7 separate regions of the Homo sapiens genome follow, and regions 2, 3, 4, 5, 6 and 7 are each linked to region 1. The links are chromatin contacts, found by Hi-C or POLR2A ChIA-PET in ENCODE. All regions are on one chromosome and are shown on one strand. Each heading gives the region's core, a stretch centred on a gene start or an enhancer-like site at or near the end of the contact. The rest is flanking DNA. Distances are from core to core; before and after follow the strand shown.

Region 1 (3,740 bases), core at 1-2,500:
GGCAATACTGGTGGTGCTGTAGGCTTTGCGGTGGCAATCGGTGCCATCGGGGATATCCCAGTACTGACGAAAAACCTTCGGCGCCATAGCCCGCAATCTCGATCCCGCACCACGGACCCCGCCAGCTCGGGAAGCGCAAGGGCAGCCGCGGCTGGCTATCGCGAGACTTCTCGGGCTGCGCGCGCAACCTTTCGGGCTAGCGGGCCGGCAACAAGTGAGCAACTTTATTGATAGGCGCGGACATGGACATGGATCGCGCGCACGCGCCGGGGACCGGCCTGGAGGAAGAGAGTAGCACGTGCATCCCCAGGCCGATTCCTAGAGGGTGAAACTGAGGACGACTGCGATCAGTGCAGACAGATTTCGCTAGTCCCAGCTCAGGGAGTCCTAGGTTAGGGACTACTAGAGGCGGGGACTATCTACTAGGGGAGGGGCCGGGCTCAGACTGGGACGGGCGGGACTCCAGTTGATAGGAGCAAGACATGACGAAACAATGACTGGGGGGCGGGGCATGGCGGGGATGTGGCCACACCCAGTGTCAGAATCTGCATAGCGAGTGGTCATGCCCTGTGGTCAGTCACCAAGCTGGAGTCTGAGCAGCGTGCTACTGTTTTGGGCCGTGGACAGGATCAGGGGCGGGGATTATCGGGAAAGTGACCAATGACAATACGAGAAGCTCAGCGGGACGTGGCCTCTGTTCACCCCGCGGCTGTCCCACGCCCTAGGCCGGATGAAGTACACAGGCGCTTGACTTGGGGGCGTGGCTAGAATTGGAGGCATAACCTAAAAGGGACTTGACCAATCTGAGACTGTATAAGGGATGAAGGGGCGAGGCCGTGCCTGGATCTACCCCTGACAGGCCACAGGTTCGGGGGGCGTGGTCAGGCTTGCTGTTTCGCGGAGTCCGGGCCAATCCTGGTGTTAGCTTCCAAGTAGGGAGGGGACAGTATCGAAGGTGTGACCAATCTTGTTTCCAGAGCCTGAGTTGCGCGAGCCGCCAAAGGATGTGGCCAGCCTGGGGGCGTGGCTGTCAAGATCTTGTCCAATCCTAGAGTGAGCCCAAACTCAGGGGCGGAGTTTCATGATCCCGGAACCGGTGGTAGTGTTTGGGTTTGAGGAGAGCACGACCCAGCCCTCTGGGGTGGGGTCTAGCGGGGTCAGCGACCAATCGCGCCGAGGTCTAGTGGGGCGGGGCCCTCCCGGGGGCGGGGCCTGTGCCAGTTCCGGGCCGCCTGGGGGCGTGGCCGGGCCTGTACAGCAGCCTGGGCCATGTCGGCGCCGCCGGCCCTGCAGATCCGGGAGGCAAACGCACACCTGGCAGCCGTGCACCGGCGCGCAGCGGAGCTGGAGGCGCGGCTGGACGCGGCGGAGCGCACGGTGCACGCCCAAGCCGAGCGCCTGGCCCTCCACGACCAGCAGCTGCGCGCCGCCCTAGACGAACTGGGTCGCGCCAAGGACCGGTGAGGCCCGGGGCCGGCCAGGTGGACTTCACCGAGGCGGTAGGCGGAGGCAGAGCCGAGGCTGGAAAGCGAGGAAGGGCAGGGGGAACCGTGTGCACTTGTATAGACGCTAGACTGAGTATCGGATTGATAAAAACACCAAAAAACTCGAATTAGTAATCAGTATGTAAAGTTGCGAGAAGTGACACAGGTGTGGACCTCTAACTTCAAACAGGCCCACTTTCCCACAGGTGCTGAGCGACGCAGGGACCACAGACCGCCCAGCGTAGGCATTGGGAGCCATAGCAGGCTCTTCAGCAGGGGAGGAGGGGATCATATCAGCATTTTAACTTTTAAAATTTATTATTATTTTTTTGAGACGGAGTTTCGCTCTTGTCGCCTAGGCTGGAGTGCAGTGGCGTGATCTCAGCTCACTGCAACCTCCACCTCCCAGATTCAAGCGATTCTCCTGCCTCAGCCTCCCGTGTAGCTGGGATTACAGGCGCCCGCCACCACGCCCGGTCGATTTTTTGTATTTCTAGTAGAGACTGGTTTTCGTCACGTTGTGCAGGCTGGTCTCTAACTCCTGACCTCAGGTGATCCGCCCGCCTCAGCCTCCTAAAAGTGCTGGGATTACAGGGGTGAGCCACCGCACCCGGCCTAAATTTATTATTTTTGAGGCAGGGCCTCACTCCTATGCCCAGGCTGGAGTGCACCTCGACCTCCGGAGCTCAGGTGATTCTCCCACCTCAGTCTCCCAAGCAGCTGGGACTACAGGCGTCCACCACCACGCATGGCTTATTTTTTGTATTTTTTTGTAGAGACAGTTTTGCCCTGTTGCCCAGTTTGGTCTTGAACTCCTGGGCTCAAGCAGTCCTCCCACCTCACCCTTCCAAAGTGCTGGGATTACAGGCTAAGCCACCATGCCTATCTATTATTTTTGAGAGAGGGTCTTGCTCTGTTGCCCAGGCTGGAATGCAGTGGTGCGATCTCGACTCACTGCAGTCTCACCCTCCCTCCTCAGCCTCTCAAGTAGCTGGGATTACAGGCGTGCGACAGCACACCTGGCTGATTTAAAAAAAAAAATCCTTTAGAAATGGGGTCAGACTATGTTGCCTAGGCTGGCCTTGAACTCCTGGGCTCAAGTGATCCTCCTGCCTCAGCCTCCCGAAGTGCTGGGATTATAGGCACGAGCCACCATGCTGGCCCATATCAGCATTGTTGAAGAGTCCCTCTGACAGCTGAGGATGAAAGAGATGAGACAGGCACCCAGGGAGGTGGGAGGAGCTGGGTCCCAGGTGGGAACTATTACTTCAGAGCTAATTGGACATATTCATTTTTACCGAGCACCTGCTCTGTGCCAGGCACTCATTCATTCGTCTTCATTGAGCACCTACTGTGTGTCAGGCATTCTGCTGAGTACTGGAGCACATCAGTAAGACTTAGCCTTGCCCATTGGGTATCCACAGTCCAGTGGAGAGACAGACATGTCACTGGGCAGTTACATCATTGGTGGCCAGCGGCCATGATGGAGGGGCATATGGGGCTCTGAGGGATCTCAGAGTGAAGGCTTCCCAGAGGAAGAGCCTACTAAGAATAGGTGGGAAAAGATAATGGAAAGGAACGAACTGCAGGAAGAGTGAGGGGACGAAATGAGGGTTCTCATAAGAAAATGCCATAAACTGGCTGGGTGGTGGCTCACGCCTGTAATCCCAGCACTTTGGAAGGCTGAGGCAGGCAGATCACCTGAGGTCAGGAGTTCGAGACCAGCCTGGCCAACATGGCGAAACCCTGTCTCTACTAAAAATACAAAAAAATTAGCTGGGTGTGGTGGCACACGCCTGTAGTCCCAGCTACTCGGGAGGTTGAGGCACGAGAATCGCTTGAACCCAGGAGGCGGAAGTTGCAGTGAGCCGAAATTGTGCCACTGCACTCCAGCCTGGGCAACAGAGAGAGACTCTGTCTCAAACAAACAAAAAAACAAAATGCCATAAATTAAGTGGCTTAAACAAGAGGTTTGTTTCTCAGCGTTCTGGAGGCTGGACGTCCGAGAGCAGGGTGCCAGCATGGTCAGGTTATGGGAGGGCCCTCTTCCGGGCTTGCAGATTTCTGGCTTCTCTCTGTGTCCTCACAGGGCAGAGAGAGCCAGGGAGTTCTTTTGTATCTCTTCATATAAGCACACTAATCCCATCATAGAGACCCCCACCCTGACAACCTCATCTAACCCTAATCACCTCCAAAAAGCTCCATCTCTAAATACCCTTCTGCTATGGTTAGACTTTGTGTTTCCACCCAAATGTC
Region 2 (3,740 bases), core at 406-2,905, 2.0 Mb after region 1:
TGTGCAAAGAGAGCAAAATTCTGTCTCAAAATAATAAAAAAACAGGCCAGGCGCGGTGGCTTATGCCTGTAATCCCAGCGCTTTGGGAGGCCAAGGGGGTTAGATTACGAGGTCAAGAGATCCAGACCACCCTGGCCAACATGGTGAAACCCTGTCTCTACTAAAAATACAAAAATTAGTTGGGCGTGGTGGCATGTGCCTGTAGTCCCAACTACTTGGGAGGCTGAGGCAGGAGAATCGCTTGAACCCGGGAGGTGAAGGTTGCAGTGAGCCGAGATCGCGCCATTGCACTCCAGCCTGGCGACAAAGGGAGACTCCGTCAAAAAAAAAAAAAAAAAAAAAAAAAGAATTAGAATAGAATAGAAAAGGGTTCCAGTCGCTCCTTCACCTCGGCCACGCACTGACTCATCCACTCGGGCGCACAGCCCCTGCCAGGCCCCTCCTGCACCGAACGTTTCCACCAGAAGTCGGATACCAAGAAGCCCAAGTTCACACACGTGGATGGGTGCGCGGCACCAGATGGCCGGGACTCGGCATGGCCCCGCCCTAGCCCCACCTGGCCTGCCCCTTCTCTCCCAGAAGAGGAAAACCGCACTTTATCCAGAGCTCCAACCGGTTCGAGCACAGCCGCCAGCAAGGCCTTATCTGGCCTGGCCCCCCGCGCCGCTCAGCCTGCTGGAGGCCCCCAGCCCCAGTCCTCTCTGTGACAGCGAAGGTGTGCAAGTCCCAGTGTCCCAGTTTTATTGCAAACTCAGGCTGTGCGGGGTGGGCAATACACTGCACACGGGGCGGGACTCGGGGAAACGGGGCGTGTCCTAGGCCAAAGGGGCGGAGCTCGAGGGGCGGGCCTAGGTCAAAGCTGTGGGTAGGTCCCGAGCCTCCGAGGCCAAAGGCTCAGGCTCTAGGGAGCTAAGACTAATCCACCCAGCGGGGCTCCAGGGCAGTGGAGGCGGGGTCTAAAACAAACGGCGTACCCGGAGGGGCGGATCCTAAGGCAGGGGTGGGGTGTAGCAGGCGGGGCTGTGGTCTGGCTCAGTGGAAGGTCTCCACCTCCACCACGGTCCAGTCACCCTGCGGGGAGGCCACGTCGTCCGGAGAGAAGCTGGTGACCGAGGTGATGCTGGCACGGGACTCGTCCAGGGGAGACAGTAGTTCGGCCCAGCGGCCGAGTTCGGCGTCGCTGAGTGCAGCCCGGGCGCCCCCTGTGACGCCACCACCCTCCGCACCTCCTGGGCCCCCGCCGCTGCCGCCCGCGGCACCCTCGGCAGCCGCCAGCAGCAGCGTCCGGCTCAGCAGGTGCTGCACGACGCTCGCCTGCAGCGCCCCCAGTGGCAGCTCGCCCAGGCGCGCCTGCTTCGGGCTCCGCGAGGACGCCCCGGCCCCGGCCCCAGCCGCCGCCTTCCCACCGCTCGTGCCGGGACTGGGCCCCGGATCCAGTGCGCCAGGGGCGGGGGTCGCCGACTCGGGCCCTTCAGTCTCGTAGATGGTGCACAGACCGTCAGCAGAGCCCGGTCCGGTAGCGGGAGGCCACGGCAGGGGCGCACCTGCGGGGAGAGACGCCAGGTGGGCCGTGGGGGTGATAAGCCCCGCCCCTGCCTCAAGGTCCCGCCTCCTTGTCTAAGCTCCGCCCCGGACCCAGCTGTCCCGCCCCTGAGCTGCGAAGCCTCGCCTCCGACCCCGCCCACAGCCAGGCCGGGTCTGGGGTGCCCCTTACCTGGGGCTCCGCGGAAAGCCAGCGGCGGAGCGGGGCCTCGACTCCAGGCAGCCGGGTGGCAAGCGGCGAGCTCTGCGTCGGGGGGCGGGGAGGCTGCGGCACCGCCCTCGGGCCCGCTGTCGTAGCCACGCAGCTCCTCTGGCGTGCTCGTGGCGCTGCTGCTGTGGCCGGCCAGGTCTGGGCCGCTCAGCGTGCTGGACGGGCTGCGCGAGGGCGGCGGCGGCGGGCCGGGGGCCAACGCCAGGGTCAGCCGTGGGCCCGAGACGGAGGTATCCGGACCCGGGGTCGGGGGGCGGCGTGGGGCCTGCAGGGTGGGTGAGGCAGGGGGAGAGGGAGGGACCTGCAGAAGGGGCGCTGCCAGAACAGGTGGGGCCTGTGGAGGAGGCGTGGCCAAAGGAGACATTGGGAGTGAGGCAGAGGGTGAGAAAGGGGCCTGCCCAGGGAATGAGGCAGGCGGAGAGGGAAGGGCCTGCAGAGGAGGTGTGGCCAGAGCAGGTGGGGCCTGTGGAGGGGGCTTAGCCAAAGGAGACATTGGGAGTGAGGCAGGGGGAGAGGGCGGGACCTGCAGAGGAGGAGCGGCAAGAAGGGGTGGGACCCGTGGAGGGGGCGTGGCCGAAGGAGACATTGGGGGAGAGGCAGGGGGAGAGGGTGGGACCTGCAGAGGAGGCGCAGCGAGAGGGGGTGGGGCCTGTGGAGGGGGCGTGGCTGAAGGAGACATTGGGGGAGAGGCAGGGGGAGAGGGTGGGACCTGCAGAGGAGGTGCGGCTAGAGAGGGTGGGGCCTGTGAAGGGGGCGTGGCCGAAGGAGACACTGGGGGTGAGGCAGGGGGAGAGAAAGGGGCCTGCACTGGGGGTGAGGGAGGGGGAGAGAAAGGGGCCTGCAGAAGGTGCACTGCCAGAGCATTTGGGGCCTGTGGAGAGGGTGTGGCCAAAGGAGACAGAGGGGGTGAGGCAGGGGGAGAGGGAGGGGCCTGCAGAGGAGGCAAGGCCAGGGCAGGTGGGGCCTGTGGAGGGGGCGTGGCCAAAGGAGACAGAGGGGGAGAGGGCAGGCCCTGCAAAGGGGGTGAGGCCAGAGCAGGTGGGGCCTGTGGAGGAGGCGTGGCTATGGAAGAGGGCGTCTCCGGAGGGGGCGTGGTCAATGGCGAAGGTGGTGCTTGCAGAGGGCATGGGGCTGGACAAGGTGGAGTCTCCAGATGGGGTGTGGTCAGGGGAGCAGAAGCTGTCTGCAGAGGAGGCGGGGCTAGAGAAGGTAGGTTCTCCAGAGGGGGTGTGGTCAGGGGAGCAGAAGCTGTCTGCAGAGGAGGCGGGGCTAGAGAAGGTAGGTTCTCCAGAGGGGGTGTGGTCAGGGAAGCAGGAGGTGTCTGCAGAGAGGGTGGGGCTAGGGAAGATTGGGTCTCCAGAGGGGGCATGATCAGGGAAGAGAGAGGTGCCTGAGGAGAGTGGGAGGCCAGAGAAGATAGCGCCTGCAGAGGGTGTATGGTCAGGGGTGAGCTTAGGGGTGAGACAGCAGGAGAGAGAGAAGTCTGCAGAGGGGGTGAGGCAGGAAGGGAAAGAGGGGCCTGCAGAGGGGGTGAATCAGGGGGAGTAGAGGCCGGCCGAGAAGGTGAGATCAAAGAAGCTTGGGTTTGCCTAGGGGACATTGTCAGGAAAGAATGTGTGGCCTGCAGAGTGGGTGAGCCCAAAGAAGTTGTGGCCTGCAGAGAGGACAAAGCCAGAGGAGAGGGAGGTGCCTGCAGAGACGGTGAGGTCAGAGAATGTGGGACCTGTATTGGGGGAATGGTCTGGAGAGAGGGCGGGGCCTGCATAGGGGGCGTAGTCATAGAAGGTGGGGCCTGTGGGTGGGGCGGAGCCTGCAGAGGCGGTGAGGCCAAAAGAGAGGGAGAAACTAGAGGAGGATCCTGCAGAGAGACTGTGGTCAAAGGAGAGGGAGAGGCCTGCAGAGGCAATGTGGCCAGAAGAGGAGAGTCCTGCAGAGGAAGAGTGGCCAGAGTGTGGGGCGTGGCCTGGAGAGAGGGCGGAGACGGGGA
Region 3 (3,740 bases), core at 1,241-3,740, 1.7 Mb after region 1:
GTGAAACCAGTGTGAACAAACTATTTGGAAAATAAAGACATGAATCACGGACAACAACAAAACACATGCATCTCCAGGAGCCTCTTCCCACATCCCGTCTGCTGGGTGACATCCTACGCGGAGCTAGTGTCACAGTGAGGCCGTTTCTGGAAACTAACCTGGGGAACCAGCGCACCTGCTAGGCTCACCTTGAGGAAGCGCCGATAGCCTCGCACAGCTGTCTCAGGCAGTGGGTGTGAGCGCAGGAAGCGCAGATACAGGGGCCAAATTCGAGAGTGCTGCGTGATGGGCAGTGCCCGGAGGGCACGGTCGAAGGTGCGGCGGGTGTGTGTGACGCGCCCCTGGTCCATGAGGAACTGGCAGTAATCTAGCCACAGACGAGGCATCTGGGGGTGTGGGGAGAGGCGGCTGGGGCTAAGCCACGGACTCCATGGCCTGGCCACAGACACTCGATGTCCTGTGGCTGAGCCACACCTGGGGCCACCACATAAATGCGGCGGGACCCAGAAACCCCCAGCTCCAGGACTGAGTCCAGCCCAACTTCCCATGCAAAGAAGCAACAGGAATCCAAGCCCCCATCCCTAACATGCTGAGCCCAGCCCCTGTCCCCGCCCCACCCACCACCATGGACTGAGCTCCACTTCCCGATTCATCCCCTCGCCGAGCCCCAAACCTTGTGCATGAACACAAAGGCCCTCTCATGACAGTTGTTGACATCTTCATAGGCAGGGTCGGTCACACAGCGATGCTTCACCTGTGCCCGACGCGCCTTCAGGTATCGGTACCAGAGTTTGTAGCTGGGGAATAGGAGGGGACAGATGCTGATCGGTCAGCTTTATGGACACCCCCAGAACCATTTGCCCTGCCCCAGTTGGCAAATGTGGGAAGAAGGGGTGTGGGAGGGGTGACATGTCTCAGCAATGACAGGGACAGACTGGGACATCAGAGAAGGTGTGCTGACCCATCAAGGGATGTACAGGTCAGTGATGAAACACGAAGCAATCACCCGGGACCCGGGACCCACTTGGCAGTTTTGTTATAACTGGACCAGGTGGGGTGGGGGCTGGTGGGCAGGGCAGCTGGAGCCATTCCCACCTGCAGGGCAGCAGCTTGAGTGCCCGCTCGTATAGCTGATTGAGCCTGGGCTTCGGGGCGCCCTGTTTGAACTCGATGTAGCGAAGCCAGCATTTGACAGAGAATTGGTTCCGCATGATTTCCTCCTCATAGGGGAGGTCCTCTTCCTCCTGCCAGGGCCAGGGAATGGGAAGAAGAGAGGCCTACCCTCAGAGCCTGTGTGCAGCACCATCCCACTGCTGGGGCTCAGGTCCAAACTCCGGACTTTTACCTAGATCCCACCACCCACCAAGGAAGTCAGGTCACCAGATGCCCAGGCACCAAACCAGATGCCCGACACCAAGACAGTGGCCCAGACCTTTACCCCTCAGAATTCAACTACCCAAAATCGAACCCAAATCATCAGACTTCTCAGTCATTAGGGCTCTGGGCCAGGAATGAGTCCGCATCACCACTCGCTTTCTGCCCCAGATGGTCAGACTCCTTAGATACCAAGGCCCTGGCCCAGATGCCAGTCCTGGACACCAGACCCCACTTCTTCAAAACGTGCCTCTTCCCAGACACCAGGCCTTTGGCCCCTCAGACTCCCACTGTCACCATCTGACCCATCTCCACCCCAGGCCCAGATGACCAGATCTTTACCCCAGCCACCAGGGCTCTCAGGTCCAGATTCCAAGCCACTAGCCCCGCCCCCAGGATCCCACTAGCCAGCGTCTAGCTCAACTCTGCCCCAGAAATTAAAAGCTAGGCCTTTATCTCACAGGAGGAGTTATACACCAGAAGCCAAGCCTTTAACTCTGCACACCAAGAATCTGGTGAAGATGTCACGCCTCTACTCCAGAGAGTAAGTATTTCACTGGCCATCGCCTGACAAGCTCCACATCACCAGGGTTCTTCTAGCCTGGCCACCACCCCAGAAACTGTCATGCTGCAGTCCAGGCCTAGAGACCGCTATCCAGAAAACCAAGCCTTCATCCCAGAAACCAGAACCCTGGCCTCGTAAGCAAGCCTTTACTTCAGACACCGATCTTCACCTCTCAAGGTTCAGTTATGCGATCTTCCTCCTCTCCCATTCCCTGCACGCCCCCATTTCCGCCCCTGGTTCGGGAGGCTAGACGCTTCCCTTCGACAGTGGTTTTCTACTCAGACCCGAAGATACAACACCATATTTTTACTCCTGGACAGTTCGGTGCGGACATGACGATCCGGTCTCTGGCCCATTAGGGTTCCCAGACCTTGGCCTGGCAGTTTCGGCCTAAATCTCCTTGCCGACCCAGCCTCGATCCCCTGCGGCGTCCAGGTCCCAATGCCCCAACGCAGGCCACCCCCGGCTCCTCTGTGGACTCACGAAGACAAGGTCCGGCCGCTCGGGCCGCGAGAGTCGCGCCATCACCACCATTTTTCTGGATGCCCAGGTACAGGAGAGAGTCGCGCGCTTATGACGTCTACCACTGACGGCCCGCCCCTCCGAGCCAGACCCGTTTTCTATTGGTTAAATCATTTTTGACGGACAGGCCCACGTTATTGACTTCTTTTCGACGACGCCAGCGACCGGAAGCAGAATAGAGGCGCCAGAAGATGCGCCATCAGGATACACATTGGCCAATCAGCTTCAGCAATGGAGCGTGCAAAACACCAGTGAGCTTCTGTCTTGCTGGAGGGTCGGCTTTGGGCGGAACTGGCTTTGTTGACCGGGAGAAACGAGATGGGGGTGAAGCTGGAGATATTTCGGGTCAGTGGACACAGGAGTGGGTTGGGAGGCTGGGCAGGGGATCTTCCTGGATCTGAAGATGAGGTTGGAAATGGGGGGACTTCAAAGGAAGAGGGAGCTCCAAGGAGAAAGCTCTTAAGATTTGAGAGGAACCTTTCTGGTTGGAAATCCAGGAGAGGGGACGCTGGGCTGGGGGGGTTCTCGGATTTGGGCTTCTGGGTTTGGGGGCTGTGAGAGGGCTGGTCCGAGGAAGGACCTCAGAGAGGGGTGAGCTGAGAAGGGGGCTCTAAAGAAGGAAGACTTAAGATCCTGGGGGAGCTCTCGGGCTCGTGGTGGGTGGGTGTCTATGACAGGGAGATTCCTAGACTTCGAGAAGTGGAGTTGAAGAGTGACGCCTCCTGGGTTTGGGGGTGCTCCCGGGATCTTAAGTGGGGATGGGTAATGAGGTCTCGAGGAGATGCTTTTGATTGTAGCTGGGGCGTCTGTGTGTCTGTCTGTGTTTGAGAGGAAGACTCCAGCTCAGAGGGAACTTTCAGGAATGAGGCCTCCTGGATTATAGGAGTTAGGTTTTAGGGTGCGAGGTTTCTGTACCCTTGGTGGGAGTTCTGGGATTCTTGGGTCGGCCGTAACGAGGCGCTTCTGGACTCTGCAGTAGGATGGGTCCCCCAGGCTCTGAGGAGCCTCTGCACATTGCTTGGGGGGAGCTCACCTCACCCACCCTCTGCCATTCCAGATGATAATCTACCTCACTTTCCCTGTGGCTATGTTCTGGGTTTCCAATCAGGCCGAGTGGTTTGAGGACGATGTCATACAGCGCAAGGTGGGCATAAGAGGAGTGTTTGAGGGTTCATTCCAGGGGTGGGAGAGGGTGTGGGGCAGCAGTCTGCTGGGGACTAATGTCTGCCTCCCATAAGCCGACCCTGCCCTGATGTGGGGCTCTGGAGGCCTTTGGCTC
Region 4 (3,740 bases), core at 908-3,407, 1.7 Mb before region 1:
TGCCATTTTAGTGCCTAAGTACATTACACCATGACTATAACCATATTTTCTTTTTTTTTTTTTGAGATGGAGTTTCACTCTTGTCACCCAGGCTGGAGTGCAATGGCGCCATATCGACTCACCGCAACCTCTGCCTCCCAGGTTCAAGTGATTCTCCTGCCTCAGCCTCCCAAGCAGCTGGGATTACAGGCATGCACCACCATGCCCGGCTAATTTTGTATTTTTAGTAGAGACAAGATTTCTTCATGTTGGTCTGGTTGGTCTTGAACTCTCGACCTGCACCACCGCACCTGGCTAATTTTGCATTTTTAGTAGAGACGGGGTTTCTCCGTGTTGGTCTGATTGGTCTTGAACTCCTGACCTCAGGTGATTCGCCCACGTCGGCCTCCCAAAGTGCTGGGATTACAGGCGTAAGCCACCATGCCCGGTATCTTTTTCTTTTTTTTCTCTTTTTTTTTTTTTTTGAGATGGAGTCTCACTCTGTCGCCCAGGCCACAGGGCAGCGGCACAATCTCGATCTCAGTTCACTGCAACCTCAGCCTCCTGGGTTCATGCAATTCTCCTGCCTCAGCCTCCCAAGTAGCTGGGATTACAGGTTCCCGCCACCACGCCCGGCTAATTTTTGTATTTTTAGTAGAGATGGGGTTCCACCATGGTGGCCATGGTGACCAGGCTGGTCTCGAACTCCTGACCTCAGGTGATCCACCCTCCTTGGCCTCCCAAAGTGCTGGGATTACAGGCATGAGCCACCGCGCCTGGCGACTATAACGATCTTAAAAGCATACATTGCTATGCAATATCAGGACATCTGGACCTTCCATTGTTGTAGTAGTGTGTCCTCCTAGGCATTTGTAAGACGTTTTCTCAATTGTAAACATCTTATGACCCTGGCTCGTGACTGGCAGCGAATGTGCCTTGTTAATTTTAAGATGGAGTTGATTTTTGGCCAGGTGCAGTGGCTCATGCCTGTAATCCCAGCACTTTGGGAGGCAGAGGCGAGCAGATCACCTGAGGTCAGGAGTTCGAGACCTGCCTGGCCAAAATGGTGAAACCCCATCTCTACTAAAACTACAAAAATTAGGCAGGTGTGGTGGTGCGTGCCTGTAATCCCAGCTACTCGGGAGGTTGAGACAGGAGAATCACTTGAATCCTGAGGTGGAGGTTGCAGTGAGCCAAGATCGCACCACTGGAGGCAGAGGTTGCAGTGAGCCAAGATCGCACCACTGCCCGTCAGCCTGGGCAACAGAGCAAGACTCCTCAAAAGATAAATAAATAAACAAACAATTGCCACAGCAACATCAAGAAGTTACCCTATATGGTCTAAAAAAGGGAGGTATGAATAATCCACCCCTTGTTTAGCATATCATCAATAAATCACCATAAACATGGGCAACCACCAGCCCTTGGGGCTGCTTTGTCTGTGAAGTAGCCATTCTTTTATTCATCTACTTTCTAAATAAACTTGTTTTTGCTTTGCACTGTGGACTCGCCCTGAATTCCTTCTTGCACGAGATCCAAGAACCCTCTCCTGGGGTCTGGATCCGGACCCCTTTCCTGGAACAATCTGACACAGAGGAAACGTCCATGAAAGGTGGGGAGGAGGCTGGGGAAGGAGGCTGGGGAAGGAATGGGATGGGAAGTCCTCGTTAAGGGGAAGGCACAGGTGGGCAATGGAGGGACATTTGGGAGACACTGCGTATGTTTAGGAAGTTGGTTTGGAGCCTGATCTTTAAGTCAATGTCTGTGACTCAAGAGTCGTCCAGGGTCCTCTTAAGTCACCCTATGTGTGGCCCCAACCCCATGTGAGAGTTGCGGGCCCAGGAACGATGTGTGGATTCCCAGAGCCCAGAATACAAGGCAGGCGCATAATACATATTTGCTGAATAAAAGAATGAAGAACAAGAGGTCACGTTACAAAATTTTAACGAGCCGCTGCCCGCTTCTAGGGGGCGCAGCGCACTATACAAAATTCTCCAATTCCACATGGCTCCCGGAATCCTTATTTCGCGCTACTCAGGTTGCAACTCCGGAGGGAAGACGCTGGGACTTCCAGCTTGATAGGCGGGGATTGGAACCAATGAAAGAGGTCTGCTGTGTATGCTGCAGCCAATAATAGCGGCCGAAGGAAGTGACGTTTGCGGAAGTAAGGCTTCCGTCGGAAAAGCTCGATAATTACCCAGCCTAACCATTTCTCAGGTGCTTGCGAGGTGATCAGAAGGCAAAGATGTCGGAGCGAAAAGTATTAAACGTAAGTGTTGGGCGACTGGGGCTTTTCAATCGGAGCAGGACATCCCGGAACTCCGGGAGAGGGAGGAGCTTCCTGAGATCTCTTCTTTGGAACCCTTCTTTCCCAGCGGCCTTCCGCGAGATGGGGCTTCCCAGACTCCTCCCTAGACTCCTCCCCATCGCCTTCCGTCGGGGGGGTGGGCCTTCGCTAAGTCTCCCTTCTGGGCTGGGGTGTAGTTAGTCACCTGCGGGGCGTGGCTTGGGCTTTTACCCAATCACCACCAGATAGGGTTTTTTTTCTGGGGGCGGGGCTTCCTTAAATGCTGGCGGCCGTGTTTTGCCCTCTTCTTGAGGGGCGTGGCTCTGAGAAGCCCCGCCCCACTTGGGGACTGTAACCAATCGTGTACTTTGGGTGGGGTGGGGTGGGGTGGCGCGTGTGTGTGTGTGTGTGTGTGTGTGTGTGTGTGTGTGTGTGTGTGTGTGTGTGTGTGTGTGTGTGTGTGTGTGTGTGTGTGTGTGTGTGTGTGTGTGTGTGTGTGTGTGTGTGTGTTTTGTTTTTTTTACTGGGGTCTGGTCATGCAGATAACCTCTGCCTTACAGTGGCCAAGATTTTACTGGGGTCTGGTCATGCAGATAACCTCTGCCTGACAGTGGCCAAGATTCCAGACTCCCAGAAGAAAAGCAGAGGTTCAGTATAAACTATACTGTTGGCACACTTCTGTTTTTTGGTTTTTTGAGATGGAGTTTTGCGCTTGCTTCCCAGGCTGGAGTGCAGTGGCACGTTCTTGGCTCACTGCAGCTTCTGCCTCCTGGGTTCAAGCGATTCTCCTGCCTCAGCCTCCTGAGTAGCTGGGACTGCAGGCGCCCGCCACCATGCCTGGTTAATTTTTTTTGTATTTTAGTAGAGATGAGATTTCACCATGTTGCCCAGGGTGGTTTTGAACTCTTGATCTCAGGCATTCCACCCACCTCATACTCCCAAAGTGCTGGAATTACAGGCGTGAGCCACCGCGCCCGGCCCCACGCAGGTCTTTCTAGGAGAGCAGTCTCAGGCTTGCTGTAGGAACTCCTGGGAAACAGGAGCCCTGGGATACAAAGGGAGTGTGAGTATGGATTATGACAGATACCTCCACTGCACCACTGGAAAATAAAGCACTTTGTGTTTGGAGCACCTACTGGGTGCCAGACACTGCAAAGAGCACTTTATCCCCCTTGCCTCAAGGAATGCGTGCAAAGACTCTTGGAGACAGAGGACAGTGTGCGCATTTCACAGAGGAGTAAACTGAGCCCTGCAGGTTTCAGCTCCTCAGGATTCAGATCCAGGGAGATGACTCTGTAGGAAACGGATGTAGTATCGTGATTGGGAGGCTGAGCTAACAGAGTCCTGGTTTACCCTCTACAGAATTGCTGGGGAGTTGGGACTCCTCGGGGAACTCGGTCTCCTGCCTGAACAACAGAAGTGCTAAGCAAAGCTTAACCTCTACAAAGGGCAGGGCATGATGGCTCACGTGTGT
Region 5 (3,740 bases), core at 768-3,267, 1.6 Mb after region 1:
CACCAGCTCTGGCCGCAACCCTGACCCTGGCTCTGGGCCGGGCACTCTGCCGGATCCCAGCTCCAAACCCCTCCCCGGCTCCAGATCCACCCCCAGCCCTACTCCTGTGGAATCTTCTGACCCAAAGGCTGGGCACGACGCTGGTCCCGACCTTGTGCCCAGCCCAGACCTTGATCCTGTGCCCAGCCCAGACCCTGATCCTGTGCCCAGCCCTGATCCCAACCCTGTGTCCTGCCCTGACCCCTGTTCTCCCACTCGTGGCACTGTCAGCCCAGCCCTCCCTACCGGCGAGAGTCCAGAGTGGGTACAGGAGCAAGGGGCACTGCTGGGGCCTGATGGCTGAAGGAGACGCCGGCATCCTCGGGGGCCTGGGGAAGTTGTGTGTTGTGCAGTCAGTAAAATCCTCCCACTGCCTCCGGGCTCTGTGTCGTGGCTTGCCTTTTGTGCTTTCTTTCTGAGCACAGCCCCTTGCTCCGGAGATGGGACATTGTGGCCAGGGCCAGCCACAATCTGGAGCTCCAGTGTCCTGGCTTCCTTCTTGGGCCCACCAGCTAGACTTTCCAGCTTAACCCACAGTGTCTCATCCTGGTCCATCCCACTAGTCACCACTCTCTGTTCCTCTCACTTACCCCTTGCTCTTCAAAGCCCATACAGTAGGTATACAAGTGGACAAAAAAAGTTGCTCATTTATGCAATCAACAAACATCTCTGGATTGCTGGGGTCTCAGCAGGGAACAAGATAAATATGGCCTCGACCTGCATGGAGCTCATAGATACTAAATTCAGAATACTTAAAAAATAATTACGGGGTATAGTACATTCTAGGAGAAGCATAACAAGACTTCTGATATAAATGGCAGGCAGCTTTCTCAATGAAGGATTTTGTAATCCCAATAATCACTAATTTAATAATCAGTACTGTTTGCCCAGCCTTATGCGATAGTTTTTGCATTCTCTCATTTAATCCTCTCAACAGCCCCAGTAGGTAGATGACTTTGAATATCCCCATTTTGCAAATGAGAAAATTGAGGCACATTTTTTTTTTTTTTTTTAGACAGTCTTGCTCTGTTGCCCAGGCTGGAGTGCAGTGGTGTGATCATAGCTCACTGCAGCCTCGACCTCCTGGGCTCAAGCGATCCTCCCACCTTAGCCTCCCGAGTAGCTGGGATTGCCGGTGCATGCCACCGCCCACTGCGCTCAGCTTGGAGTTGAAGGGACTCTGGAAGATGTAGAAGTGGCATTGTCAGTGCCTAGATTTAAATCCCAATTGCCCTCCAGGGTCCAAATTCTTAACCATTACGCTCCAGGGCAAAAGTATGCAAAGGCTCTGGGGCTATAGAAAGATGAGCTTTGGATGGAGGTAGGAGCCAGATCAGAGGGCCCTGATAGACGAGAGTGGGGACTCTGCCTGTCATTACAGAGCAATGGGAAGCCGAGGGCAGGTTCTCGCAGGAAGGATAGGAATTATTCTTTGAAGATGCTTGTGGCTGCTGGGTAGAGAGTGGAGTGGAGGGAGGCTGAGATCGGGGAGGAGGTTGCTGCAAAGATCCAGGCCAGGAATGTTGGAAGACTCTGGGCTGGGGGCCATGGGGTGGGGATAAGTGGTTCTATTTGATACATAATTAGGAAATCGTGTTTGCTGAAGATGCGCAGGAGAAGGGTAAAAGGAGTTTCTGGGAGAAAGAGGAAGACAGCGTTGAGATAGTAGGCAGGGTCATCACCAGGCACCAAGGAGGATAAGGGGTCAAGCTCTGGACATGGAAGTCACAAGCCTGGCACCGGATTCGGGGCATGGCCGGGAGCCAGGGCAGAGCTCGTCGTTGCCAAACTCAGAGTCAGCCCATCCCCCGCCACCCAGAGCGCGTCGGCGCTAGGACCTAGCGACTGCCTTCGACCCAGAGGGCGCCGGCAGAGGCACGCATGCGCGCTGTTCCGGCAGGGGTTGTCGTGGCGCAGGGGGCGGGACCAGAGGCGGTCACGTGAGGGGCTCTGGGCTACCGGGTCACGTGACCGAGGCACAGATCAGCTGATGCCGGAGGGTTTGAAGCCGCGCCGCGAGGGAGCGAGGTCGCAGTGACAGCGGCGGGCGATCGGACCCAGGCTGCCCCGCCGTACCCGCCTGCGTCCCGCGCTCCCGCCCCAGCATGACAGCCCCGGCGGGTCCGCGCGGCTCAGGTGAGGGCGCGGGCGGCACCGTGGGGCCCCGAACTCAGGCGGGCGGGCTGTGTCTCCCACCTGGGGCGGCGGAGCTCCTAGTCTCTTTTTTTCTAAGCTCCAGCGCTGACTTTTCACGGTGGAGAAAAGGGCAGACGGCTCCTAGAACTTGGGCGGCGGGTGGGCACCAGCCTCTCCAATTCTTCCTCCTGAACCCAGGCTCTGCTGGGTTCCCAAACTCAGGCAGGGATCGCGCCGGGCCGCCAGCTTCTCCCTCTGGGGCGGCGAGGTTCCTGGGATTCCCACTGGGAGCCTAGGTTCCGATTGCTCAACTTCGTCTGGAACTCAGACAGCGGGCACCAGCTTCTCCAACCCGCACGTGAGACTCCCAGGCTTCCCCTCCTGATTCCAGGGGACAAATGCTCAGCTTCCCTAAGCTCAAGCCTGGAGAGCTGGAGGGATTGCCCCCAGGCGATTAACTCAGTTTTAGCTTTCCAAACCGCTGGAAGCGCAGCCTTCTTAAATTCGGGCTTCTAGCCAATTCTGATGCCACCCCTCCTCGGGGAGGCTGGAGGAAGACCCCTTGTGTTAGCTTCCCCTTCTGGAGCTAGCTGGGGACCCCTACCTGATAGATGTCCCGGTGTCCCAGCTAGTAGGGTCTGGGGTGGGTTAGCTGTAATCTCAGCTCTGTAAGCGGGCCCTGCCCTCTGGCTTTGTCGTAAACAGCCACAGCAGCATCTCATTGCAAAGGGAGGGGCCGGGAACTTGTCCCTCTCTGCAAGGGAGGTTCTGACAGTGCACACATTTATCCTGACTGCTTTGCTAGGCAGGAGGCCAGGCCCTAGAAAGCAGCACGGGGCCAGGCCCTAGAAAGCACATCCCCATGGGGGTGTGACAGGGACAGTTTTGGGCTACTGTGACTGGTTTTGACTCCAGCAGTTGCTGAAAGCTTAGATCTAACCATTAGGCTGGAAAAAAATAAACAGTGATTAGAACAGCTTGTGTTTGCTGAAGAGGTCTTTATCTGCTGTGTCTCACTGAATTCTCAGAGCAGCTTCAGGATCTCAACCTCAAGGCTCAGGGAGAGGGTGGACTTTTTTTTTTTTTAATAAACTTTTTTTTGTTGCCCAGGCTGTAGTGCAGTGGCATAATCCTAGCTCATTGTAACATCGAACTCCTGGGCTCAAGTGATCCTCCCAACTCAGCCTCCCGGGTAGATGGGGTCCCAGCTACTAACTACGGGCATGAGCCGTCACACCTGACTATTTAAAAAAAATGTTTTTTTTTTGTAGACAGGGAGGTCTCGCTGTATTACCTAGGCTGGATCCTCCCACCTTGGCCTCCCAAAGCCGTTGGGATAACAGGCATGAGCCACTGAGCCCAGCCAAGGGGTCGCCTTTTTAAAATTTCCACTCTTCAGATGAGGAGATGGAGGCTCAGGGAGGTACCTGGAGTCAACCTACTGTAAAGTGGCAGGTCTGGGATTTGATGCTAGGGCTGCATGATTTCTAGGAGCTGGTGCTTTTCAGGGAGATAAAATGAGTCTTTAGCGAATGTGTTCCATTATTATTACTTATGTTGTCAAT
Region 6 (3,740 bases), core at 435-2,934, 1.5 Mb before region 1:
TCCCAGGCTGGAGTGCAGTGGCGTGATCTCGGCTCACTGCAACCTCCGCCTCCCGGGTTCAAGCGATTCTCCTGCCTCAGCCTCCCAAGTAGCTGAGATTACAGGCGCGCACCACCATGCTAGGCTAATTTTTGTATTTTTAGTAGAGACAGTGTTTCGCCATGTTGGCCAGGCTGGTCTCGAACTCCTGACCTCAGGTGATCCAACCCCCAACCCCCCCACCAAATCCAGCCTCCCAAAGTACTGGTCTCACAGGTATGAGCCACCGTGCCCGGCCACCTCTCTTCCTCTCTCTCTCTGTCCTGTGTTCATCCATTCAGTTGCCCACGTGACACATCTAGACATCTAGGTCTGTCTTCATGCCTTGACCATACTTTCCACCAGTCCTCCCCTCCAATTCTTCCTTGTCATGGCAGCCAGAAAGATGCTTCTAGAATGCAATTCAGGGCCAGGGGCGGTGGCTCACGCCTGTAATCCCAGCACTTTGGGAGGCCTAGGTGGGCGGATCACGAGGTCAGGAGATTGAGACCATCCTGGCTAACACGGTGAAACCCTGTCTCTACTAAAAAATAGAAAAAATTAGCCGGACGTGGTGGCGGGCGCCTGTGGTCCCAGCTACTAGGGACTCCGTCTCAAGAAAAAAGAAAGAAAGAAAGGAAGGAAGGAAGGAAGGAAGGAAGGAAGGAAGGAAGAAAGAAAGAAAGAAAACCTGTTTCTACACTCACAGGCTGACACTGAAGTTCTCTGTTTTGTGTGAGGCTTTTAATCTGCTTGATCTACACAGTTCAATCAAATATTTATACATTCACTCAAACATTTATTGACCTGGTAAATATGATCAGTTACTAACAGGTCCTGGGGTTCCAGTGAGGAATGAGTCCTACCCTCGCCAGAACTAATGACAAAAGGCAGAAATTAATTCATTAGTCAAATAACAAACTAATAAATAGACACAGCTGTAATTGCTTTAAGGAAAAGAACAGTGTTGTAGGCACTTGATATTGTCAGGGTTGGGGAAGAAAAGGCTTCCTGGGGTGACGATCTAAGATCTGAAAAGTATAAATTAGCCAGGAAAAGAGCTGCGAAAAGATTGTTCTAGGCAGAGAAAACAGCATGTGCCAATTTCCTGAGGATTAAACCAGAAACGATCCATTTCGTCCATTTCGTTCACTCATTCTACATGTTATTTACTGAATGTCAAATACTTCCGAAGCGCTCCCCAGACTTCGTTTTATTGTTCTTGTAGAAAGCAATTTATAATTTTAATTGCTGTTGCTATATTTAGCCGATGTCCCATTAGGATAAACTCAAAACTCCAGGTTCCTCATCTAAATCCCACTTTCAAGTTGTCATCTGCGCCTTGCGTAAAATGTTCTGGTGACGTAAGAGCCTGGGCCTCCCTCCTCTTAGGGACTATCCCACGCGATCAGCCAGTCGCAGCGCAGAGCAATGAGCTTGACACCTCCTTCCTCCAATCGCAGGGCAGCTCCTCCCAGCCAATGACAGGCCTCCGAGGGGAAGCCCAGTCCCTCGCGGATATGTCAATGGGCGAGCCCTGGGAGGAATGGAAGTCACGGATCTCGCGAGGATGCCCCCGGCGCCCCTCAATTCCCGAGGCGGGCCGTCACGTGACCCGGGCTCGCCCAATTGGCGCGCGGACTGCGGGGGTCGCCGCGGTTCCCGCCAAATACGAGCGCGGCGGCCGCGGCGGCAGCAGCGGCGCGGGCGGGAGGGCGAAGAGCAGCGGCCGCCTGAGGGGAGCCCGCGCCTCCGCCGCCTGAGAGGAGGTCGAGCTGCCGCCGGGGCGATGCTGGAGGAGCTGGAGTGCGGGGCGCCCGGCGCCAGGGGAGCCGCCACAGGTCGGTTCGGGCCCGCGCCGAGGGGAAGGGGGGGCGCGGCGCGCGGCCTGGACGGGCCGAGGCGGCGATGGGAGGCGGACGGGCCTCCGGGCGCCAAGCCTGGTCCTGCGGGCCGGGCGTTCACCCCCTGGGGCCTTCTCATCCCCAGCGAGGGCCTGGCGTCCCCAAGGGCACCCTTGTTGACGTTATTGTTGTAGCCGCGACCATATTGTTTGTTTCCGGCGCTTTTGCGTCAGTTCGTCCCTCCAGGACTCTCTGGGGCGGTGGGTCGGAGGGGCCGAGAGGGGAAACTGAGGCCCAGGGAAGCGAAAGGGCTTGCCCTGCAGGTTACTGGATGCGTTTGTGTCCCTTGACCATGTTGGACCTTGCAGCGGGTGGGGAAACTGAGGCCCAAGGTCGCACGGGCTCGGGGACCAGTACCGATGCCGCTGAGGGTCGGGGTAAGCCCGGGTAAGAAGAGGCCCAGATGGTAGAGATGGCCAGGAGGGTGGGACTCCCGAGTTCTTGCTCCTTCCTGATATGCACCGTGACTTCCTCCTCCGTGTGCCTTGGAATGGGGTCTTTGGAGCCCACCACAGGCCTCCTGAAACGTGGGAGGGTGAACCAAGGAAGACCAGACTGTCCCTCTCCCTTGCTGGACTCTGCATTACATAACGCTTTGGCAGCACTTGGCATTACGCTTTGGCACATAGTAGGTGCTCAGTAAATAACGTGAACGAATGAAGGGCTAGAATGGACGCCAGTCCAGTTTCTCAGCCTCAGCAGTGTTGATATTTGTTGCCGTCCTGGGCACGGCACTGCAGGGTGTTAAGCATCATCCCTGGCCTCCGCCTTTTGCAGGCCAGTAGCAGCCCCTCTCACCATGCCTTAGTAACAGCCAGAAATACCATTGCCCTGTGTCCCCTATGGGGCAGATTCCGCCTTGGCTGAAAATCATGGCTGTAGTTCCTTCTAGCCTGTGGGATTTCCCGGAGACATAAAATTAATATAAAGTTGGTACTGTCGTGGAGCTGTGATGTTTTAAGTCAGGATGTTTAACTTTATTTATTTATTTATTTTGAGACTGAGTCTTGCTCTGTTGCCCAACCTCTGCCTCTCTGGTTCAAGCGATTCTTCTGCCTCAGCCTCCCAAGTAGCTGGGATTACAGGCCTGCACCACCATGCCTGGCTAATTTTTGTATTTTTTAGTAGAGACGGGGTTTCACCATGTTGGGCAGGCTGGTCTCGAACTTCTGACCTCAGGTAATCCACCTGCATTGGCCTCCCAAAATGCTGGGATTACAGGCATGAGCCACCATGCCTGGCCAGGATATTTAACTTTAAAAAAAAAAATCGCTACTCGCTAGGACCATGCTATCATGAAAGGAAAGTATATTTTAGTGCCAAATAAAATTAGAAAGGATGTAATCGCAGAATAAAGAGCAGTTAGTAACTTTATACACACATATGTGTTAATCGTGTGTATCTTTGGATCTCTGGATTGGGAGTGTCCCGTTTTATATACAAGATTTTTTAATGAGGGTGGGTCCTGTTTTTAATGAGGTTGTTTCTGTTCCACTTGCACCAAAGCTAGTGACTCAAAGCCACACAAATAGATTTTTGTGATTGTCTCGAAAATAAAGTTAAGTGACTAAAAATCATATCCTTCAGTTAGGGGGTAGAAATCCATGGCTTTTGGTAAGTGGACACTTGAGAATGATACTGTCTTTATTTCTTTGAAGTGGCTAGAAAGGAAACATGAATTTTCTCAGTACCTTTTCTTATTCACTAAGCTTGGGGCGGTGGGTGAGGGGTGGTTTCATGTATGGACGATGGAGTTTTTTAGGAAGCCCCAGTCTGCTTTTAAAAAGTACTCACTTTTATGTAATGCTTACAAAACAT
Region 7 (3,740 bases), core at 1,241-3,740, 1.3 Mb after region 1:
CCTGCGGTAACGACCACCACGGCCAGGGGGCACCGGAATGAAATGAGAATGAGAACTGGCCGAGCCCTCCCGATGAGGAGTTTGGATTCTGTCCATTGGTCTTGGGAAGCCACCGGAGGGTTTTAGGGAAGGACATGGCATATGATCAGATGACCACTTTTATTTTTTCTTTTGAGACAGAGTCTCACTCTGTCACCGAGACTGCAGTGCAGTGGCACACTCTCGGCTCACTGCGACCTCCACCTCCCGGGTTCAAGCAATTCTGCTGTCTCAGCCTCCCGAGTAGCTGGGATTACAGGCGCCCACTGTAATCCCACGCCTGGCTAATTTTTGTATTTTTAGTAGAGATGGGGTTTCACCATGTTGGTCAGGCTGGTCTCGAACTCCTGACCTCAGGTGATCCACCCACCTCGGCCTCCCAAAGTGCTGGGGTTATAGGCGTGAGCCACCGCGCCTGGCCCAGGTGGCCACTTTTTACCAGTGTCACTAGAATGGAAGCAGGAGCAAAGAGATTGTTCAAGGGGACTGGGTCAGACCAGACATGATGGTGAAATAGATGGAGGTGTAGACAAATTTGAGACCTCAGCTTAATAGGAAGAAGTGAGAGAGGCCAAGAAGAATCAAGGATTTTAGGTAATTCTCCCCTTCCCAGTGGATACCCCATACGCATTGAAAATTTATTCATCACAAATATCTGGTCCTTCTCATCTCAGGAAGCAGCACTGTGCTATTACATCCCAGCAGGTACTTTGGAACGACAGTAGATGGTGAGACCTTTTTTTTTTTTTTTTTGGAGATGCAGTTTCACTCTTGTCACACTTGCCTGGGGGCTAACGTGCAATGGCGTGATCTCAGCTCACTGCAACCTCTGCCTCCTGGGTTCAAGCAATTCTCATGCCTCAGCCTCCCGAGTAGCTGGGATAACAGGTATGCATCACCATGCCCAGCTAATTTTTTTTTTGTTTTTGTATTTTTAGTAAAGACGGGGTTTCACCGTGGTGGCCAGGCTGACCTTGAACTCCTGCCCTCAGATGATCCGTCCACTTCGGCCTCCCAAAGTGCTGGGATTACAGGCATAAGCCACTGTGCCTGGCCAAGGCCTTTTAACATGGGTTCCCAGAACTCTGCTCTGAAAACATCAAGAACTCCTTCCCAGATAAGCCACCAGAATGGAAGAAAACATCTGGCCCTATTTGATATCAAACCACATTAGAAAATGCCACAGTACGATTAAGTCTTTCATAAGATAAAAAGAAAAGCTTCAGGCCAGGTGCGGTGGCTCATGCCTGTAATCCCAGCACTTTGGGAGGCCGAGGTGGGTGGATCACTTGAGGTCAGGAGTTCAAGACCAGCCTGGCCAACATGATGAAACCCGGTCTCTACTAAAAATACAAGAAAAATTTAGCTGGGTATGGTGACAGATGTCTGTAATCCCAGCTACTTAGAGGCTAAGGCAGGAGAATCACTTGAACCCGGGAGGCTGAGTTGCAGTGAGCCAAGATCGCACCATTGCACTTCAGTCTGGGCAACAAGAATGAAACTCCATCTCAAAAAAACAAAAGCACAAACAAAAAAAAATTGGCCAGGCTTGCTGCCTCACACCTGTAATCCCAGCTACTTGGGAGGCTGAGGCAGGAGAATGGCTTGAACCTGGAAGGCAGAGGTTGCAGTGAGCTGAGATCATGCCACTGCACTCCAGCCTGGGTGACAGAGTGAGGCTCTGTCTCAAAATAAATAAATTAATTAATTAAAAGCTTCAGAAATAAAAATATTAATTTTTTTAAACCTACGCAATAAAATACGGTGACAATGCACCCCCCTCTCCTTTGTTTTCTTCCGTTCAGGAAAGGTCCCAGATACCAAGGATGTGCGGTCAATTTCTCAGGGTTTCTGTTTTAGCATCTCCCGCATCATCAGTGAGAAAATCAAAGGAGGTTGCTATATTTCTCAGGCCATTGTTAAGGTGAGGGAAAAATGCCTTTTATTTAAGGCCAATGTCTTTTAAACAAACATCTTGCCAGAAGATATTAACCCATTTTTTTTATTTCAATTGTGATTTTAAAAAGAAAGAAATGAATCAAAAGGAATATGGTCATTTCCTCAATCTTGGGAATACACTGGCCAAAAAAAAAAAAAAAAACCTAAAACAAAAGTCTGTCTGGTATGAAAAGGTGATTTATAGACCCTTTTGGTCAATAAAGCCAAAAGGTTTTTTTGGTAGGTTTTTATCAACAACGAGCAAAACAAAACATATTGTACTTGCAGGTTTCACAAACACTCAAAGAAAGAGTCATAAGAACTGAAATTACAGCTTGTTTTCCTTCCCGCCCTCTCCACCCAGGGAAATACAATTTCCCACCCCAACACTCTCGCTTGGCTAATTCTCAAGTCTGAAGAGGAAGATACTTTACGTAAGCAGGTCAGCTCAAGGCCTCTTGATGTGTGTCTGTTTCTGATTTGTTTTTGTGTTGTTTTGTGGTGTGTGTGTGTGTGTGTGTGTGTGTGTGTGTGTGTTTTAAAACAAAACATAAAACCTCAATACAAAAACCAGGAAACAGATTTTTGCAACTCAGTTACGGCCCCAAAATAGCTCATGGAAGAAGCTCACAGTACGAACAGAAAGTCTGCGATGTGCGTAGGAAATCTGACTCTGTCGAAGAGAGAAAACCCTGCTATTTCTCACCCAAACGGCAGGAAATGGTTTGATTATACTGTCCTTCAGAGAACAGCAAAGCCCTGAGAATAATGCAGAAGCGAGTCTCTTCCTCCTGGAGACAGTATGTTCTGGGCTAATCTTGGCACACCACCAGGCTACAGGTCAGGGAAGACACGAAAGACCTTGGTATATCCTTTATGTGACAATGATGAAGCTACATCAGTGAGGACAGGCCACGTGGAGGATTTTAGGGAAAACCAAGGACTCTGTCCTTATTATATTTTCTTGTTCTGAAGCCAACCACAGAAAGCTTAGAACTGAGGTCCACAATGCCAGACTGGGTGCGGTGGCTCACACCTGCAATCACAGCACTTTGAGAGGCCAAGGCAGGTGGACCACCTGAGGTTGGGAGTTCGAGACCAGCCTGACCAACATGGCGAAACCCTGTCTCTATTAAAAATACAAAAATTAGCCGGGCATGGTGGCAGGCACCTGCAGTCCCAGCTGCTTGGGAGGCTGAGGCAGGAAAATCGCTTGAACCCAGGAGGCAGAGGTTGCAGTGAGCCAGGTTCGTGCCACTGCACTCCAGCTTGGGAGTCTTGCGGCAAGACTCCATCTCAAAAAAAAAAAAAAAGAATGGTGGGCACAATGCCAGAAGTATATACTATCTGGTCCTTTAGAGAAAAAGGTAGTCAACTCCCACTCCCAAGCCCAGGACCAAAACAGGGTGCAAAAGTAGCATCTGAGAGCAGAGACCTCACTCATAGCCAATTAACCCTGGGTTTGCACACAGTTTTAACAAGCGGCATCGTCACAACCAACCCCACGTTCCTTCTCCTCTCGGCTGCCCCCCAGACCCACATCCAGAACTCACTTGCTGGAATTCATCGTGTACCCGGAGGGACACTCAGGGATGCACTTGTTGTTGTGAATGACGTACTGGTGGCAGCCCTGCCTCCGCGAGTTCTTGCATTTGTGGTGCAGGTCCTGGCAGAAGCTGAAGTTCACACAGCGCCAGTCCTGGAAGTGGTAGTACGGGGGCGGGCAGGTCTCCACACACCTGCCGTCCAGGTAGAAGTTGCGG

The links. Hi-C counts contacts between places; a loop is a spot of excess contacts on that map. ChIA-PET counts read pairs that join two places held with the same protein, here RNA polymerase II (POLR2A). Pooled maps may share reads with other maps.
Region 2: a loop to region 1 is called in a pooled map, with 14 times the contacts of the local background. The contact joins the enhancer-like site here to the promoter of VMAC in region 1. A Hi-C loop is called at or near these places in 1 of 37 single-sample maps with no recorded cell type and 5 of 50 pooled maps. POLR2A ChIA-PET finds 5 or more read pairs at or near these places in 1 of 52 experiments (HEK293T).
Region 3: a loop to region 1 is called in a pooled map, with 29 times the contacts of the local background. The contact joins the promoter of XAB2 here to the promoter of VMAC in region 1. A Hi-C loop is called at or near these places in 8 of 50 pooled maps. POLR2A ChIA-PET finds 5 or more read pairs at or near these places in 2 of 52 experiments (CD4-positive, alpha-beta T cell and Caco-2).
Region 4: a loop to region 1 is called in a pooled map, with 19 times the contacts of the local background. The contact joins the promoter of YJU2 here to the promoter of VMAC in region 1. A Hi-C loop is called at or near these places in 1 of 37 single-sample maps with no recorded cell type and 9 of 50 pooled maps. POLR2A ChIA-PET finds 5 or more read pairs at or near these places in 1 of 52 experiments (activated naive CD4-positive, alpha-beta T cell).
Region 5: a pooled map shows a loop between it and region 1 (11-fold over the local background). The contact joins the promoter of MCOLN1 here to the promoter of VMAC in region 1. A Hi-C loop is called at or near these places in 2 of 168 maps with a recorded cell type or tissue (CD4-positive, alpha-beta memory T cell and naive thymus-derived CD4-positive, alpha-beta T cell), 2 of 37 single-sample maps with no recorded cell type and 11 of 50 pooled maps. POLR2A ChIA-PET finds 5 or more read pairs at or near these places in 1 of 52 experiments (activated CD4-positive, alpha-beta T cell).
Region 6: a map of naive thymus-derived CD4-positive, alpha-beta T cell shows a loop between it and region 1 (12-fold over the local background). The contact joins the promoter of CHAF1A here to the promoter of VMAC in region 1. A Hi-C loop is called at or near these places in 1 of 168 maps with a recorded cell type or tissue (naive thymus-derived CD4-positive, alpha-beta T cell), 2 of 37 single-sample maps with no recorded cell type and 5 of 50 pooled maps.
Region 7: a map with no recorded cell type shows a loop between it and region 1 (11-fold over the local background). The contact joins the enhancer-like site here to the promoter of VMAC in region 1. A Hi-C loop is called at or near these places in 1 of 168 maps with a recorded cell type or tissue (naive thymus-derived CD4-positive, alpha-beta T cell), 1 of 37 single-sample maps with no recorded cell type and 7 of 50 pooled maps.

What each region holds. Positions count from the first base shown.
Region 1 is chr19:5,903,622-5,907,361 of GRCh38, forward strand. It overlaps VMAC (vimentin type intermediate filament associated coiled-coil protein), which reads left to right and starts at 1,251. Exons shown (of 2, transcript NM_001017921.4): 1 at 1,251-1,460. The coding sequence starts at 1,270. NDUFA11 (NADH:ubiquinone oxidoreductase subunit A11) reads right to left here and starts at 169. Exons shown (of 4, transcript NM_175614.5): 1 at 1-169. The coding sequence starts at 87. RefSeq lists enhancers at 1-247, 57-351, 925-1,044 and a silencer at 1,085-1,434.
Region 2 is chr19:7,868,001-7,871,740 of GRCh38, forward strand. PRR36 (proline rich 36) reads right to left here. Exons shown (of 6, transcript NM_001190467.2): 5 at 1,715-3,740; 6 at 719-1,544. The coding sequence ends at 1,033. Among named protein-coding and RNA genes, the nearest start is that of PRR36, 4.5 kb to the right of the region's middle. RefSeq lists enhancers at 842-1,603, 2,103-2,397 and a silencer at 1,018-1,957. Within about 2 kb of position 1,656, at least 24 of the 41 ENCODE cell types and tissues checked have a DNase peak (open chromatin) inside an H3K27ac peak, as active enhancers do.
Region 3 is chr19:7,627,055-7,630,794 of GRCh38, forward strand. It overlaps XAB2 (XPA binding protein 2), which reads right to left and starts at 2,491. Exons shown (of 19, transcript NM_020196.3): 1 at 2,423-2,491; 2 at 1,096-1,244; 3 at 674-797; 4 at 189-386. The coding sequence starts at 2,473. It overlaps PET100 (PET100 cytochrome c oxidase chaperone), which reads left to right and starts at 2,739. Exons shown (of 4, transcript NM_001171155.2): 1 at 2,739-2,806; 2 at 3,519-3,605. The coding sequence starts at 2,780. It also overlaps a transcript of STXBP2 not described here. RefSeq lists enhancers at 2,403-2,522, 2,783-2,832.
Region 4 is chr19:4,244,923-4,248,662 of GRCh38, forward strand. YJU2 (YJU2 splicing factor homolog) reads left to right here and starts at 2,158. Exons shown (of 8, transcript NM_018074.6): 1 at 2,158-2,248. The coding sequence starts at 2,225. RefSeq lists enhancers at 1,218-1,989, 1,748-1,887, 2,228-2,317.
Region 5 is chr19:7,520,607-7,524,346 of GRCh38, forward strand. It overlaps MCOLN1 (mucolipin TRP cation channel 1), which reads left to right and starts at 2,018. Exons shown (of 14, transcript NM_020533.3): 1 at 2,018-2,175. The coding sequence starts at 2,145. LOC105372261 (a long non-coding RNA gene) reads right to left here. Exons shown (of 3, transcript XR_936294.3): 2 at 2,236-2,556. ZNF358 (zinc finger protein 358) reads left to right here. Exons shown (of 2, transcript NM_018083.5): 2 at 1-419. The coding sequence ends at 343. RefSeq lists a silencer at 2,052-2,181.
Region 6 is chr19:4,400,956-4,404,695 of GRCh38, forward strand. It overlaps CHAF1A (chromatin assembly factor 1 subunit A), which reads left to right and starts at 1,685. Exons shown (of 15, transcript NM_005483.3): 1 at 1,685-1,859. The coding sequence starts at 1,808. RefSeq lists enhancers at 1,445-2,142, 2,143-2,838 and a silencer at 1,653-1,932.
Region 7 is chr19:7,180,786-7,184,525 of GRCh38, forward strand. INSR (insulin receptor) reads right to left here. Exons shown (of 22, transcript NM_000208.4): 3 at 3,531-3,740. Among named protein-coding and RNA genes, the nearest start is that of INSR, 110 kb to the right of the region's middle. Within about 2 kb of position 2,491, at least 26 of the 41 ENCODE cell types and tissues checked have a DNase peak (open chromatin) inside an H3K27ac peak, as active enhancers do.